Regions from separate parts of the Homo sapiens genome. Here region 1 is linked to region 2. Evidence: chromatin loops called from intact Hi-C (ENCODE). Cell type or tissue: heart left ventricle. All regions are shown on one strand. Links, peaks and the distances in the headings refer to the core of each region. The heading gives the core; the rest is flanking DNA. Region 1 overlaps RYR1 (ryanodine receptor 1). Region 2 has its middle 9.7 kb from the start of DPF1.

Region 1 (6,729 bases), core at 1,730-6,729, 260 kb before region 2:
TTCTGTGTGCCCACAGTACCAAACCAATACTGCGAACAAAATATTTTTTTTGAGATGGAGTCTCGCTCCATTGCCAGGCGGGAGTGCAGCGGCACGATCTCGGCTCACTGCAACCTCCGCCTCCCCGGTTCAAGTGATTCTCCTGCCTCAGCCTCCTGAGTAGCTGGGATTACAAGTGTGCGCCACCACGTCTGGCTAATTTTTGTACTTTTAGTAGAGATGCGGTTTCACCATGTTGGTCAGGCTGGTCTCGAACTCCTGACCTTGTGATCCGCTCGCCTCGGCTCCCCAAAGTGCTGGGATTACAGGCGCGAGTCACCACGCCTGACCTCAAATGATGATTTCTTATAACTGGAGGTCTTGGAGATTCCTACTCACCCTTCATCGGAATTCAGTGTTTCTTCGTTTTCATTTTCTATCTTGATGATGGTATTGGGGATTATGATATGTCCACAATCCCAAGAAAAACAAAAGCAGCTGCTGCTGCTCTACCGTGACCCATCTCCTGTCCCTCTGTGGAAGTGGGGAGGGTGGCCAGGCTGGGCAGGGTTGCTCACCGTGTCCAGCGAGGCGGCTGCCCTCATGTCGGGCAGGAACCCCACGTCCAGCACGTGCAGCAAGAAGTCCTGGTTCTCGATGCCATACACACGGTCCAGGAAGAGCACCATGGACGCCTTGTGGTCCGGCACGAAGGATGCTGACATCTTTGGCTGCACCAGAGCCCCATCTGCAGGCAGGGAGGGTGGGTTCGGGGATGCCCTGCGGACCCAGCCGCTCCCTCCCCAGCATCACTCCTTCGCCAAGTTCCATCCCCTCTGCACCTTTGCCCAGGGTGGGAATCTGCAGTGGGAGGCTGATGATGCCCACAAGGTCCTCCAAGGGCACAAGGGAGCGGAGGATGGCGCGGATCCGCAGGGCCTCACCCTTGCCGGCTTGGATTAGCTGGGGAGTAGAGGGAGGGAGAGGGGCACTCATCAGGCGCTGGTGCCCCACTCAGTGACTGCTCTGCTCCCTCCCTTACCACACAGGAGGGTAGAGCAGGCCTCTTTCTCAGGAGGCTGTCTAGAGTTTCCAGCCCTCGTTCCTCTGCCTGTGCCCCCCCACCCCAGTCCCGACCTCTCTCCTTGTTCCCCCCAACCTCATCCTGACCCCTCTCCCTGCGACCCCTCATCCTGGCCCCGACCCCTATCCCTGTGACCCCATCCCCATCCTGACCCCTCTCCCTGTGTTCCCCATCCCCATCCTGAGTCCTCTCCGTGTGCCCTGCAATCCCAGCCCCGACCCCTCTTCCTGTGCTCCCCCATCCCAGCCCTGACCACTCTGGGTGTCACTGTCCGTCTCCCCCATTGGACTGGGAGCTCTGTGAGACCAGGCCCTGGGGCTGTCTTGGTCACTGTTGTGTCCCCAACATTGCTAGTCCAGGACCACCCACATATGGGAGCTCACTCCGTGTCACCGAGTGCCTGCATGAGGCGTTCAAAGCGGCTGTGCCTGCCCTCCCTTCCCATCCTGCCCTGGCTCAGGGTCTCACATGCATCTCTGGTGCACAGCGTCCGAGCAGGTCGATCAAGGCGGCATAGAAGGACATGATGGCGTGTCCCAGGTGCACCCGGTTTTCTTCAGGCGGTTCCTCACCAAAGCTGCAGGGAAGGTGGGTGGGTTGGGGAGGCAGCCAGGGGCCAGGGAGGGCGGGTTGCCCTATTGAGGAGGGGGCCGGGAGACTCACTGCTCGCGCCGCCGGTCCCTGCGGATGCCTGGGCCATCCCTCGCAGGGTCCTCGGAGATGCGGATGGCCTCTTCGATGGCAGCCAGCAGCCCTGAGCCACCCTCACCCCGCAGGGCGGGTCCGAAGCACTCAGGCTTCCGGATGAGCAGCCGCACCACCACATTGGCGTTCTCCTCCACGCTCTCGCCTGGCCACCCGCATGGGGAAAGGGGGTCTCATGAGCCACCATCAGAGACCTCCCCATGCAGCCCCAGGACCCAACACCTCCAGGGGTAACACAGGTCCCATCCAGCTCCAGGACCCAACACCTCCAGAGGTAACACCAGGCCCCTGCCAGCCCCAGGACCCAACACCTCTAGGGGTAACACCAGGCTCCCGCCAGCCCCAGGATCCAACACTGCCAGCCACAGGACCCAACACCTCCAGGGGTAACACAGGCCCCTGCCAGCCCCAGGCCTGCTGGAAGGGATTCCTGCCTGGACCCCATCTGTGGCTCAGGGTGCGAGCAGTCATCTCGAGGGAGGTGTGTGACCAGTGACTCCATACTTCCCGCTCTGCCACTGCCACCCCCTCCTCACCGTTGACGAAGACAGCAAAGCGCAGGAAGTCCAGGTAGCGCTCTCCACCACAGGGGTTCCAGCCAATGTCTGGGTACCCTTTGGCCACAAGCATGGGGCAGCTCTGGAGGCCACAGCCTGCCAGGTAGGACACAACCTGGGGGCAGAAGGGGCTCAGTCAGAGACCAGACCCATGCCACCTTCCTCCTGGGGCTCAGCCCTCTGCCCTGCCCTGCCCTGCCCTGCGGCTCCTCAGTCCGGTTCAGCTCTGATCCCTCGGCCCATTAGCCCTGGTCCTGTCAGAGGCCTGTAAACTACAGCAACTCCATCTTGAACAGGAGCTTGAGACCTACTGGGCTGCATTCCCAGATGGTTAAGGCATTCTAAGTCACAGAACAAGATAGAAGGTTGGCACAAGATACAGGTCATAAAGTCCTTGCTGATAAAATAGGCTGCAGTAAAGAAGCCGGCCAAAACCCACCAAAACCAAGATGGCAACGAGAGTGACCTCTGGTCATCCTCACTGCTGCACTCCCACCAGCGCCACGACAGTTTACAAATGTCATGGCAATATCAGAAAGTTACCCTACATGGTTTAGAAAGGGGAGGCATGAATAATCCACCCCTTGTTATGCTAAACAGCATATCATCAAGAAATAACATAAAAATGGGCAACCAGCAGCCCTTGGGGCTGCTCTGTCTATGGATTAGCCATTCTTTTATTCCTTTACTTTCCTAATAAACTTGCTTTCACTTTACTCTATGGAGTTGCCCTGAATTCTTTCTTACATGAGATCCAAGAACCTTCTCTTTGGGCCTGGATCCAGACCCCTTTCCTGTAGCGGTTCTGTCCACCCTTGTCTCCCACCTGGACCACAACACGAGCCTCCTCCCTGTCCTTCTGTCCTTCTGCCTTCCCCTCAATCTGTTCCCCACACACAGCCAGAGGGACCCTGTGAACACCTGAGTCAGGTCACGTCCCTCCTCTGCTCAGAATCCTGGCCTCCTCTCACTCAGGGTAAAAGCCAGAGCCCTTGTTGTGACCGATGAGATGCCACATGACCCACCTGTCACCTCCTGCCCTCACCCTCACTACCTCTGCTCCAGCCACAGCTGTCTTTCTGCTGTTCCTCCAGCTTATGAGGTTTGCTCCTGCCTCAGGGCCTTTGCACTGGCTGTTCCCGCTGCCTAGAATGCTCTTCCCCATGATGACCACCTGACCTGTCACCTTCCTTCAGAGCTTTACACAAATGTCACTTTCTCAATGAGGCTTTCTCTGGCCACTTTTTTTTTTAAGGGGTCTCGCTCTGTCCCTGAGGTGAAGTGCAGTGGTGTGACCATAGCTCACTGCAGCCTCAGCCTCGCAGGCTCTATCAAATCCTCCCACCTTAGCCTCCTGAGTAGCTGGGACTACAGTTACGTGCCACTACACCCACCTACTTTTTGTATTTTTTGTAGAGACAAGGTGTCCCTATATTGTCCAGGCTGGTCTTAAACTCCTGAGCTTAAGTGATCCTCCTGCCTCGGCCTCCCAAAGTGCTGGGATTATAGATGTAAGCCACTTTGCCTGGCCAGACAGGGATTTTTGACTGTCATATTGCTACTGCTTTGCATATGGTAAGCTAACACTACATATTTGTTGAATGATAATATAACAGCAGCTAACGTTACTGACTGCCCCTTTACAAACACTTTACTGGATTAATTCATTTAATCCTCAGAATGACTCCATGAAGTCGTTTCTATGACTACATTCATTGTACAGATGAGACAACAGGGGTCTGGAGAGTCTAAGTCACTTATCCAAGGCCACACAGCCAGGGAGCGAGGGGAGCAGAAGCAAAGTTGCTGAAGTCTGGAGCCCACGCATTTCACCACTGTACACAGAAGTGGAAGCTCGGAGAGCGAAGAAATGTGCCAAGGCCACCTGGCTGGAAGCCTAGACTGTGGATCGGCCCCCAACCCGGAAGCGTAGCGTGCGGATCCGCCCCCAGCCCGGAAGTGTAGACTGCGGATCCGCCCCCAGCCTGGAAGTTAGAGTGCGGATCCGCCCCCATCCCGGAAGCGTAGACTGTGGACCTGCCCCCAGACGGGAAGCGTGGAGTGCGGACCGGCCCACAGCCAGGAAGCATCCCATGAATGAACAACTGGGTGCCGTTCTCTCCCTGCAAATTAGTCTCCTTCTGGTTGGGCACTGGACCATCCAGAATTGCCCCCCAGAATGAGTTTGGAATCAGCAGGTGTCCCAAGCAGCCGGGTAGCGGCCCGATTTCCTCCCTTAGGCCTGGGGCCCAGCCCTGCCCTCCACACCTTTTCCAGGTCCTGCTCCTGCAATGCCAAGGCCAGCTCATTGTTGTCAATGACGGAGGCAGCAGCCACGTCCAGGGGCGTGGAGCCCTGCATGCCTGCAGGGGCGAGAGGTGGGGAGAACATCTCACTCCTGCTTGTCTCGCCTCCTCTGGGAAGCCCTCCCTGACCACCCTTTTTCCAGCCTGGATCAGGTGCCTCCTCTGGTCTGTACTTCCCTCATCCAAGCTCTGACCACTCTGGGCTGTCACTATTGGGGTCACTATTGTGTCCCCAGCATTACTCATTACAGGGCCAGAACCACAGTTGAGAGGGAGTGTTTGTTGAATGAGTGAGCTGGTGGAAAGTGGGGCAGGCCTGGACGGGGTGCCAGGAGTGGGTTCTGGGGGACAGCCCCTGGGCTCGGGGGTTCTCACCCAGGCCGATGCCACTGTTCTCCAGCAGGTAGCTCAGGTGGTCAAACATGGAGCGCTGGTTCTGCCGGCTGATTCGGCAGAAATAGCAGAGGAAGCGGCAGCAGCTTGTCACCATCTTGGGGAAGCGGATCTCCTGGGACAGGCAGGGTGGTCAGGGCCTGCCCTCTGTGGCTGCCTCCCCTGAGCTCCCCAGCACCTGCCTGGGCCCTCACCTTGGACTCGCCGCCCCCGAGGACGTTGACCATGACCTCCATGACCGTCTCGTGCATGCCCAGCGCCCTCATCAGGTTCGGGTGTTGGTAGAAGACTTTGTTGTTCATGATGTTCCTGTGCACGGGCAGAGTGTGCGGGGTCACCAGGGGCCCAGGTCCGGAGAGGGCCATAGCCACCACTGTGACAGCGTTGGCATTCTTGACCCTCTCACTCTGTGCCTAGCACCACCGCCTTTACAGATCTGAACTCACTCAATTCCTACAGCTGGCCGGGTGCGGTGGCTCATGCGTGTAATCCCAGCACTTTGGGAGGCCGAAGCTAGAGGATCACTTGAGGTCAGGAGATCGAGATCAGCCTGGCCAACATGGTGAAACCCCATTTCTACTAAAAATACAAAAATTAGCCAGGCGTGGTGGCGCATACCCGTAATCCCAGCTACGCAGGAGGCTGAGGTGGGAGAATCGCTTGAACCCGGTATGCGGAGGTTGCAGTGAGCAGACATTGCGCACTCCAGGCTTGGCAACAGAGCAAGACTCCATCTCAAAAAATAAAAAAAAAAAATTCCTACAGCCACTGTGGGAGGAAGGGTCCCTGTTTCCCTCATAAGGAGACTGAGGCGTGCACCCAAGGCAGGCTCCTCTAGGGCAGAGATCTTTGCCATGTTGCCCTTTGTCAAATGTTGTCCCAGCATGGTGGCTTTTGCCTTGTAATTCCAGCCCTTTGGGAGGCCAAGGCAGGAGGATCACTTGAGCCCAGGAGTCCAAGACCAGCCTGGGCAACATAGCAAGACCCTACCTCTACAAAAAAATTTACAAATTAGCTGGGTATGGTGGTGTGTGTCTGTAGTCCCAGCTACTCAGGAGACTGAGGCAGGAGGATCGCTTGAGCCCAGGAAGTTGAGGCTGCAGTGAGCTGTGATTGGGCCACTGCACTCTAGCCTGGGCAACAGAGTGAGGCCCTGTCTCAAAAACACCTAGAAATGCCTGGCACGAAGTAGGTGCTTAATAAATGTTTACTGTGTGAATGAGATTTATTTGACAATGAGTGCTCAATACTGCTACCATAATTATTATTATTCGCATGAGCTCACTGAAGCCACAGCACAACCCTTCAGAGTAGGCTTGGCTCTCCCCGGTTTTACAGATGAGGAAACTGAAGCTCAAAAAGGGTAAACCTCAGCTGGGTGTGGTGGCTCACGTCTCTAATCCCAGCACTTTGGGAGGCCGAGGCGGGTGGATCACCTGAGGTTAGGAGTTCGAGACTAGTCTGATCAACATGGTGAAACCCTGTCTCTACTAAATATAAAAAATTAGCCTGGTATGGTGGTGCGTGCCTGTAATCCCAGCTACTTGGGAGGCTGAGACAGGAGAATTGCTTGAACCTGGGAGGCGGAGGTTGCAGTGAGCTGAGATTGCGCCATTGCACTCCAGCCTGGGTGACAGAGTGAGACTCAGTCTCACAAAAAAAAAAAAAAAGGGGGGGGTGGGGAATGTCCTGCTGAGAGTCACAC
Region 2 (10,081 bases), core at 2,097-7,096:
ACCACTCCCGGCCTTATATTTATTTTTTTAAAAGAATCTCATTCTGTCGCCTAGGCTGGAGTGTAGTGGCGCAAGGCGTGATCATGGCTCACTGCAGCCTTGACCTCCCAGGCTCAGGTGATCCTCCCTCCTCAGCCTCCCCGGTAGCTGGGGCTGCAGGCGTGCACCACCATGCCCTGCTAATTTTCTTATTTGTTGTAGAGATGAGGGTCTCAATATATTGCTCAGGCTGATCTTGAAAACTCCTTGGCTCAAGAGATCCTTCCACCTCAGCCTCCCAGTGCTGGGCTTACAGGCTTGAGCCACCATGCCGGCCTGAATGTTTTCTCTCTTTTTTTTTTTTTTTGAGACAGAGTCTCGCTCTGTCGCCCAGGCTGGAGTGCAGTGACGCCATCTCGGCTCACTACAAGCTCCGCCTCCCAGGTTCACGCCATTCTCCTGCCTCAGCCTCTGGAGTAGCTGGGACTACAGGCGCCCGCCACCAGGCCCGGCTAATTTTTTGTATTTTTAGTAGAGACAGGGTTTCACCATATTGGCCAGGCTAGTCTCGAACTCCTGACCTTGTGATCCACCCGCTTGGCCTCCCCAAGTGCTGGGATTACAGGCGTGAGCCACCGCGCCCGGCCAACAGCCTGAATGTTTTCTTTACAGGGCCGCTGTCTCTGGCCTCCTCTCACCTCCTGCCTCCTCTGTCTCCGGCCTCGTTCTCACCTGGTTCCTCCTCACTCTCTCTCCTGTCAATGCTGGCCAGCCGGGGTCTCCAACTTTTGGAAGACTGTTGATGTTACCTAAAGTGAGAAGGCTGAGTGAGCTCCCCTGGGGAGAATGCCTGCATGGAGAAGATGACTTTAGGTACCATCAATGGTCTTCCAAAATTCTCTCCAGCCTGACCTCTTCTCTGACCTTCAGACTCACCCAGCAACAACACTTGGATGTCTGATGCGCATCTCAGACCCAACACCTCTGGATCTCCTGGCCTCTCCCTAACCTGCCCCTTTCTCATGCGGCCCCGTCTCAGGGGCCTCTGATTGCTCTGGTTACAGACCCTGGCATCATCCTCATTCTTGACACTCCACAGTCAGATTTGTAAATTATCCACCCTCAGATTCTGTCCACTCTGCTGAGGGAGGCAGAATCATGCCTCCCCAAAGAGATCCTAGTTCCGTAGAAGGAAAAAGAGTCTTTGCAGATGAGATTGAGTTAAGCATCTTAACATGGGGATCTGGCTGGGTGCGGTAGCTCATGCCTGTAATCGCAGGGTGTTGGGAGGCTGAGGTGGGAGGATCACTTGAGCCCAGGAGTTTGAACCAGCCCGGGCAACAAAATGAGACACTCTCTCTCCAAAAAAAAAAAAAAAAAAAAAAAAAGCTGGGTTTGGTGGCTCACGCCTCTAATCCCAGCACTTTGGGAAGCTGAGGTGGGCGGATCACGAGGTCAAGAGAATGAGACCATCCTGGCCAACATGGTGAAACCCTGTGTCTACTAAAAATACAAAAATTAGCTGGGCATGGTGGCATGTGCCTGTAATCCCAGCTACTCGGGAGGCTGAGGCAGGAGAATCGCTTGGACCTGGGAGGTGGAGGTTGCAGTAAGCCGAGATGGAGCCACTGCACTCCATCCTGGCGAGAGTGGGATTCCATCTCAAAAAAAAAAAAAAAAAAAAAAAAAAAGCTGGGCATGGTGGTGTGCACCTGTGGTCCCAGCTATTTGGGAGACTGAGGTGGGAGGATTGCTTGAGCCCAGGAGGTCAAGCCTGTAGTGAACTATGATGGTGCCACAGCACTCCAGCCTGGGTGACAGAGTGAGACTTTGTCTCAAAAAAAGAAGGGGGACCTGAGGGGAGGTAGATTCTCCTGAATTATCTAGGTGGGTTCCAAAAATGATCACATGTGCCCTTTAAGAGGGAGGCAGAGGGAGACTTGACATAGACAGAAGGTGCTGTGTAGGCAGAGCAGAGATGTGGAGATGCTGGCCTTGAAGACTGGCGTGATGTGGCCAAGCCCAGGACTGCCAGCAGCCCCCATAAGCTGGAATTGGAGAGGAACAGATTTTCCCCCAGAGCCTCCCAAAGGAACACAGCCCTGCCCACACCTTGCTTTCAGCCCAGTGACACTGACTTTGGACTTCTGGCCTCTACGCTGTGAGAGAATACATTTCTGTTTATTTTGCTTTGTTTTGTTTTGTTTTTGTTTTTGTTTTTGTTTTTTTTGAGACAAAGTATTGCAATGGCTCCATCACGACTCACTGCAACCTCCGCCTCCTGGGTTCATCAAGCAGTTCTCCTGCCTCAGCCTCCCGAGTAGCTGGGATTACAGGCATCCGCCACCACACTTCTTCACTCCTTCAAATCAATCTGTTTTATTTTTTAAAATTATTTTTTATTTGCTTCTTTTTTCTTTCTAGAATCTGTGTTCTGCTGAACCTATTTCTTCTTTTTCTTTTCTTTCTTTTTTTTTTTTTTTTTAGAGAGAGACTCTCTCTGTTGTCCAGGCTGCAGTGCAGTGGTGTGATCATAGCTCACTACTGCTTCCAACTTTCAGGCTCAAGTGATCTTCTTGCCTCAGCCTCCTGAGTAGCTGAGACTGCAGACATGCATTACCACACCCAGATAATTTTTGTATTTTTAGTAGAGACGGGGTTTCACCATGTTGGCCAGGCTGGTCTTGATCTCCTGACCTCAAGTGATCTGCCCTCCTCGGCCTCCCAAAGTGCTGGGATTCCAGGCATGACCCTTGCCCGCCCATTTCTGTTGTTTTAGGCCACCACTTTGGTGGTCATATAACAGCCACATTCTCTTACTTCCCATCCCTTTCTCATACCCACACTGTTGCTCCCCCTCCCCTCTGACCCATCTTGGCACCACTTCCCTGGTCTCTGCTCTCCCCTTTGCCTCCACAGTCTGCATCCCCACCAATAATCAGAGAGACCTTCCCTTCCCTTCCCTTCCCTTCCCTCCCCTCCCCTTCCCTTCCCTTTTTTTTTTTTTTTTTTTTTGAGACGGAGTCTCGCTTTGTCGCCAGGCTGGAGTGCCTTGGCGCAATGTCGGCTCACTGCAACCTCTGCCTCCTGGGTTCAAGCGATTCTCCTGCCTCAGCCTCCCGAGTAGCTGGGACTATAGGTGCGTGCCACCACGCCCAGCTAATTTTTGTATTTTTAGTAGACACGGGGTTTCACCATGTTGGCCAGGATGGTCTCAATCTTTTGACCTTGTGGTCCGCCTGCCTCGGCCTCCCAAAGTGCTGGGATTTCAGGCTTGAGCCACTGTGCCCAGCCTGAGCCACCGCTCCCAGCCTGATATATCTTTCTTTCTTATTTTTTTTTTGAGCCAGAGTCTCACTCTCCTGTCTGTGTCAAGTCTCCCTCAGCACCCCAGGCTGGAGTGCAGTGGCACAATCATAGCTCACTACTGCCTCGACCTTAGCAGTCATGTCTCCTTCAGAAGCCCAGGCTGGGCTCCAGTGATCCTCCTGCCTCAGCCTCCTGAATAGCTGGGAGTATAAGTGCCCCTCACCACACTTGGCTAATTTATTTTTAATCTTTTGTAGAGATGGGGTCTCACTATGTTGCCTTGTCTGGTCTCAAACTCCTGGGCTCAAACAATCCTCCTGGCCAGGCACGGTGGCTCATGCCTGTAATCCCAGCCCTTTGGCAGGCCGAGGTGGGTGGATCATTTGAGGTCAGGAGTTCGAGATCAGCTTGCCCAACATGGTGAGACCCCATCTCTACTAAAAATACAAAAATTAGTCAGATGTGGTGACGCATGCCTGTAGTCCCAGCTACTTGGGAGGCTGAGGCAGGAGAATCACTTGAACCAAGGAGGAGGAGGTTGAAGTGAGCTGAGATGGCGCCCCTGAACTCCAGCCTGGGCGACGGAGTGAGACTCTGTTTCAAAATCAAGCAAAAAAAAAAAAAAAAAAAAAAAAAAAAAATCCTCCCACCTTGGCCTCCCAAAGTGCTGGGATGCTGGGATTACAGGCTTGAGCCACCACACCCAACCAGATCTGGGTTCGAATCCTACTTCTCCCTGCCATGAAGGTTGAGGGCTTCCCGTCTCAGCTCATTGCTGACATTTGGGTGCCTGCTTCCCAAGTGTGGTCTGTATGATTCAGTGATGTGTGTAGCTTGTTAAAGCTCAGTACAGGTCCTGACTCAGGAGGAGCTGAACCAATGAGTCTTTATTTGCTGTTACGATTATTACTGTTGCTGCCCTGATACTGCATGGCCCCCCAGCCCCACCTCTTCTGCGCCTCAGCATCCCCATCTGGGCAGGAAACTTTTTTTTTTTTTTTTTTTTTGATACAGGGTCTCACTCTTGTTGCCCAGGCTGGAGTGCAGGTGGCATGATCTCAGCCCACTGCAGTGTCTGCCTCCTGGGTTCAAGCTATTATCCTACCTCAACCTCCTGAGTAGCTGGGATTACAGGCACCTGCCACCATGCTCAGCCAGTTATTTTTTGTACTTTTAGTAGAGACAGGGTTTCACCATGTTGGCCAGGCTGGTCTTGAACTCCTGACCTCAGGTGATCCGCCTGCCTCCGCCTCCCAAAGTGCTGGGGTTACAGGCGTGAGCCACCGCACTGGGCCTGGGCAGGAAACTTCTGAAAGGTACATCTGAACATCCCAAGGGCCACTTAGGGAAGGCTTCCTCTGAATTGTAGCGGGCAGGAGAGGGGAGAAGTGGCTGTTAGCAGTTGCATTTCCTTCAGAGGCCAAAGCTGGACCCAGTGGGTATGGGGCAGAGTTTTCTGTGATTCCAGGTCCACCGGAACCTTGGATTAGAGGCGTGTGTGTGTGAGAGAGAGAAGGAGAGGGAGATACCCTGGTGACCAGGTCCTGGGCAGGGTCTGAGGCTCAGGGTTGGGGGCCCAGTGTCTCTGCGGGCAGCCCCATGGCCTGCAGGATGTCTCCCGGATCTGAGGCTTCCGAAGCAGCCTCTGCTGGACAAAGACTGGGGCCACAGCGCCCTCTGGTGGGCAAACCCTTGGGTTCCAGGGTTAGGAGAAGTGACCACAGGTTGAGACTTTTAGGGTTTGTTCCTCAAAGCTTGAGTGATGGGCATTAAGAAGATCAGGCATTAAGGCCCCAAGAGGTCAGAGCAGGAACCTTGCCCTGTGTCTGGGTAGATCAGGGGGTCAGGACTCAAAAGGATTCACATGCAGGCCGGGTGTCCTCTCCTCCAGGAAGGCATCCCTGACTGTCAGGCTAGGCCAGGAGACAGCCGCCTCTGGGCTCCCACAGTGCCCTGTGTCTCCCCCGCTCCAGCCCCGACCCCTCTGCCTGTGCCCCCCAATCCCTGCCCGGACCCCTCTGCCTGTGTCCTCCTTGTCCCAGCCCCGACCCCTCTGCCTGTGCCCCCCAATCCCGGCCCGGACCCCTCTGCCTGTGTCCCCCTTGTCCCAGCTCCGACCCCTCCGCCTGTGCTCCCCATCCCACCTGGACCCCTCTGTCTGTGCTCCCCATCCCACCTGGGCCCCTCTGCCTGAGTCCCCCTTGTCCCAAACCCAACCCCTCTGCCTGTGCTCCCCAATCCTGGCCCAGACCCCTCTGCCTGTGTCCCCCTTGTCCCAGCCCCGACCCCTCTGCCTGTGTCCCCTAACCCCACCTGGACCCCTCTGGACATCACTGTCTGGTGATGAGTCTGTTACTCTTCTGGACTCCAAGCTTAAGGCAAAGTCTGGGGCCATCTTATTTGCTGCTGTGTCCCCAGCACATCCACAGAGGGATGGAGACCATCATCGTTCTCTAGAAATGAGTGGATGTGACATTTATTTATTTATTTATTTTGGGATGGAGTCTCACTCTGTTGCTCAGACTAGAGTGCAGTGGTGCCATCTCAGCTCACTGCAGCCTCCACTTCCTGAGTTCAAGTGATTCTCCTGCCTCAGCCTCCCTAATAGCTGGGACTACAGGCGCCCGCCACCACGCCCGGCTAATTTTTGTATTTTTAGTAGAGACAGGGTTACACCATGTTGGCCAGGCTGGTCTCAAACTCCTGACCTCAGGTGATCCACCCTCCTCGGCCTCCCAAAGTGTTGGGATTATAGGCATGAGGCACCGCGCCCGGCCAAGTGTGCCTTTTAATGTATCCCTTCTCTCTGCCTTGAAGCCTTAGGTCCAGATGCTGTGCTGGGCACTTTTCCTTAAAAAAGGCCCCAAATTTGCCCCTCACTTCAGGTTGTCCAAGTGTCCATATGGGGTAGGGCAGAGCCTGGATCCCACCTGATTCTCTTCATGCTGGGTGCATGCTTTTGGACACTGGGGAGAGGCATGGAGCATGACTAATTGATACATTTATTTTATTTTATTATTTTATTTTGAGATGGAGTTTTTTGCTCTTTTGCCCAGGCTGGAGTGAAGTGGCACAATCTCGACTCACTGCAACCTCCGCCCCCTGGGTTCAAGTGATTCTCTTGCCTCAGCCTCTTGAGTGGCTGGGATTACAGGCACGTGCCACCACACCTGGCTTATTTTTGTATTTTTAGTAGAGCTGGGGTTTCACTGTGTTGGCCAGTTGGTCCCTAACTCTTAACTTCAGGTGATCCACCCGCCTCGGGCTCCCAAAGTGCTAGGATTACAAACATGAGCAAACTGCACCTGGCCAATACATTTATTTATTCATAATTTTGGCTGGGTGTTGTGGCTCGCGCCTGTAACCCCAGCACTTTGGGAGGCTGAGGCAGGAGGCTAGGGGCTGCAATTTTAGCTAGGGTTGTGTCTGAGGAGGTGGCATTTAACCGGAGACCTGAATGAAGTGCGGGATGGAGTGAGGCAGGTGTCTGTGGGAGGAGCACTCTAGGCAGAGGTGCAAAGGTCCTGTGGCTGGAGTGGGATTGGAATGTTCCAGAAATAGGGAGGAAGCTAGTGGGGCTGGAGTGAAGTTAGCCAAGGGAAGGAAGGAGGTGAAAGAGGCCAGAAATGTGATGAGGGTTGAGGAGGGATGGAGGAGGGCGTAGCGAGGGCTTTGCATTTTATTCAAATTATGAAAGAAGCCGCTGGAGGTTTGAGCCAGAGAGTGGTTGGATGCAGATATATGCTTAATTAATTAATCATTATTATTATTAGTTGAGATGGAATCTCTCTTTTGCCCAGGCTGGAGTGCAGCAGTGCGATCTTGGCTCGCTGCAACCTCTGTCTCTCAGGTTCAAGCGATTCTCCTGCCTCAGCCTTCCGAGTAGCTGGGATTACAGGCATGCACCACCACAGCTGGCTAATTTTTGTATTTTTAGTAGAGATGGGGTTTCACCATGTTGGCCAGGCTGGTCTCAAACTCCTGACCTCAAGTGATCCACCCACCTTGGCCTCCCAAAGTGTTGGGATTACAGGCATGAGCCACTGTGCTCAGCACAGAGATATGCTTCAGATAGCCTGCTCTGGCTGTGTGGGGAGAGCAGACTTGAGGGGCAGGAGCCCAGTGATGAAGCTGCTACCATAGTCCAGGCAGCAGACAATGATGGACAGGACTGGGGTGCAGGCCATGAAGTGCAGAGAGTGGGTGGAATCTGGATATGTTTTGAATGTAGAGACAACAGAATTTGCCGATGGGCTTGGAGTGTGTGTGCGAAAAAGAAGAGGAGAAGGAGAGTTCAGGATGATTGATTGCACTTAGAACAAAATCCATTTTCTTTATAATGACCTACAAGGTACTACATGAGCCGGGTCCTTGCTCTCTCCCCAGGCTGTCTCCCCCTGCTCACTCTGCTCCAGTCACACTCAATTGCTTCCTGATCTTTGAACATGCCACACTTGTTCCCAGCCCAGGGCATTTGCACTTGGTGATCCTGTGCCTAGACATGCTTCTTAGTGCATGCTGGCAACTTCTAGACCTTAGCTCAAATGTCATCTCTTCAGAGAAGCCACTTCTTCACTCCTTCAAATCAATCTGTTTTCTTTTTTTAAAATTATCTTTTATTTGCTTCTTTTTTCTTTCTGGAATCTGTGTTCTGCTGAATCTATTTTATTTTCTTCTTTTCTTTCTTTTTCTTTCTTTCTCTTGCTTGCTTGCTTGCTTTCTTGCTTTTGACGGAGACTCTCTCTGTTGTCCAGGCTGGAGCTCACTACTGCCTCCAACTTTCAGGCTCAAGTGATCTTCTTGCCTCAGCCTCCTGAGTAGCTGAGACTCCAGACATGCATCACCACACCCAGATAATTTTTAAACTTTTTGCAGAGATGGGATCTCACTATGTTGCCCAGGCTGGTCTTGTGCTATGGGGCTCAAGCAATCCTCCTGCCTCAGGCTCCCAAAGTGCTGGGATTATAGGTGTGTGCCTGGACTCTTCTCTTTTTCTTTTTCTTTCTTTCTCTCTCTCTCTCTCTCTTTTTTTTTTTTTTTTTTTTGAGACAGGGTCTCGCTCTGTCACCCAGGCTGGAATGCAGTGGTACAATCTCGGCTCACTGCAATCTCTGCCTCCCAGGCTCAAGTGATCCTCCCACCTCAGCTTCCTGAGTAGCTGGGACTACAGGCATGCACCACCACACCCAGCTAATTTTTTGTATTTTGGGTAGAGACGGGGTTTCGCCATGTTGCCCATATTGGTCTTGAACTCCTAAGCTCAGATGATCCACCTGCCTTGGCCTCCCAAAGTGATGGGATTACAGGCCTCCCAAAGTGATGAGCAACCACGACTGGCCCCATTTTCTTTTCTTTATAGCACCTTTCACTGTCTGAAATGATTTTATCTATTTATTTTCTTATTATCTGTCTTTCTCCACTAGAATGTCAGCTCCTTGAGAGCGGCAACTTTGTTTTGGTCATTGCTGTATCCCCAGTGCCTAGAAGAGTTCCTGGAACACAGCAGGCACTCAGTAAATGAACAAAGGCACTGATTAACCCCTGTGCTTGTTCACAGGCTGTCCGACATAGAAGAGACACCCAAATAGGCCTAGACAAGAATACACGACAGACCCTAGGGTCATCCACATACCCTGGGGACATCTAGAAGCTAGGGACCACCTGCTTCCGCGCCCGCGGTGCCTGGAGGGTGGAGATCCCGAGTTGGAGACCGAGCACTCCCAGGGAGGGAGGAAAGATGCTCTGGGGGGAGCCCCGCCCCTCCCTGTATCCCCAGCAGCCAATGGGAGCGCGGTCCTCCTGACGCCCCCTGGGACGTGTAGTCCGGGCAGGGGCGCCCTCGGGCGCCGCCGCGCGCCCCTAGACTCCACGTCCCGTCGTGCGCTGGGAGGCGCGGGGATTGGCTGAGCCCCGCCCCCGGCCCGCCCCGCTCCGCTCGCGCCGCAGCCCCAAGAATGAATGAAATCGTAGCGCGCTGGGCGGCAGAGCGGGCGGCGCAGGCCGGGCTGGGCCCGCGCGCGGCGGCAGCGGCGCCCCGGGCCGGAGGCGGCCCAGCCGAGCGGGCCATGGCCACCGCCATTCAGAACCCGCTCAAGTCGTGAGTGTCCCTGCCGTCCCCGCCCCCTGTCCAGACCCCCCCACCAGGAGCCCTTCCCCCGCCCGCCCTGGGGCTGAGGAGGGGGACGCAGCGCGCGGACCGTAGTTGAATGGGGGCCCCCAGCGCGAACCCTTGCCCCGGGGGTCCCCACCCCCTGTCGCCCCCTGGGGTTGGGGGCGGGAGCCCCTCCAGGGTCGCGGGGGCGCCTCTTCTTTGTCGCTGTCAGTGAAGGAATGCGGCGCGGGCTGGGGGTGGCGGAGGCCGTTTCCCCACCCAGAGTGGGGGTAGGGGTTTCCCTCTCCTCCATCTCTCCCTCAGGGTCTCCGGAGGTGCCGGGCCTGCCCCGGCCGGGGCTGAAAGCTCGAACACCTAAGTCCGGACCTCGGTCTCCAGGGTTTCCATCACCCGCTCTCCGCTCATCAAAGCGCCTTTCTCTCTTTCCCCTTCTTTCTCTGAGGACCCCGGCCCTCGCGGCCGCAGGGTGGGAGCTGAGACGTCGGGGGTCCCCAGTTCCATCCCCGCTGCCTCCCCTTTTTCCTCCCGGGATCCCGGGAACTGGAAGCCCCGAACCCGCCGTCAGTCTGGACCGCGGCATCCCTCCCTCTCCCCGCGCATACACATCAAACGGGAGCATCTCTGATCCCTTTGGGGACCGGCTGCCCAGGAGGGGGTGCCGGGAGCGCCCTCGGTCTCCGG

Evidence for each region. Peaks named below come from ENCODE experiments on the same cell type or tissue, not always from the same donor. Only the 100,000 strongest peaks of a DNase experiment are listed, where the experiment ranks them.
Region 1: a loop joins it to region 2, with 5 times the contacts of the local background. A loop is called at or near these places in 1 of 110 quality-filtered maps.

What each region holds. Positions count from the first base shown.
Region 1 is chr19:38,494,819-38,501,547 of GRCh38, reverse strand. RYR1 (ryanodine receptor 1) reads right to left here. Exons shown (of 106, transcript NM_000540.3): 40 at 5,219-5,333; 41 at 5,007-5,139; 42 at 4,594-4,688; 43 at 2,305-2,440; 44 at 1,727-1,913; 45 at 1,532-1,640; 46 at 822-942; 47 at 558-727. Among named protein-coding and RNA genes, the nearest start is that of RYR1, 64 kb to the right of the region's middle. RefSeq lists an enhancer at 4,822-5,713. In heart left ventricle, for the core only: no CTCF peak of the experiment used is centred there; a DNase peak (open chromatin) is centred at 4,280.
Region 2 is chr19:38,228,863-38,238,943 of GRCh38, reverse strand. It overlaps a transcript of DPF1 not described here. Among named protein-coding and RNA genes, the nearest start is that of DPF1, 9.7 kb to the right of the region's middle. RefSeq lists enhancers at 1-439, 4,678-4,727 and a silencer at 8,965-9,344. In heart left ventricle, for the core only: CTCF peaks have their summits at 4,773 and 4,980 (motif pointing left); a DNase peak (open chromatin) is centred at 4,943; H3K27me3 peaks cover 1,037 bases.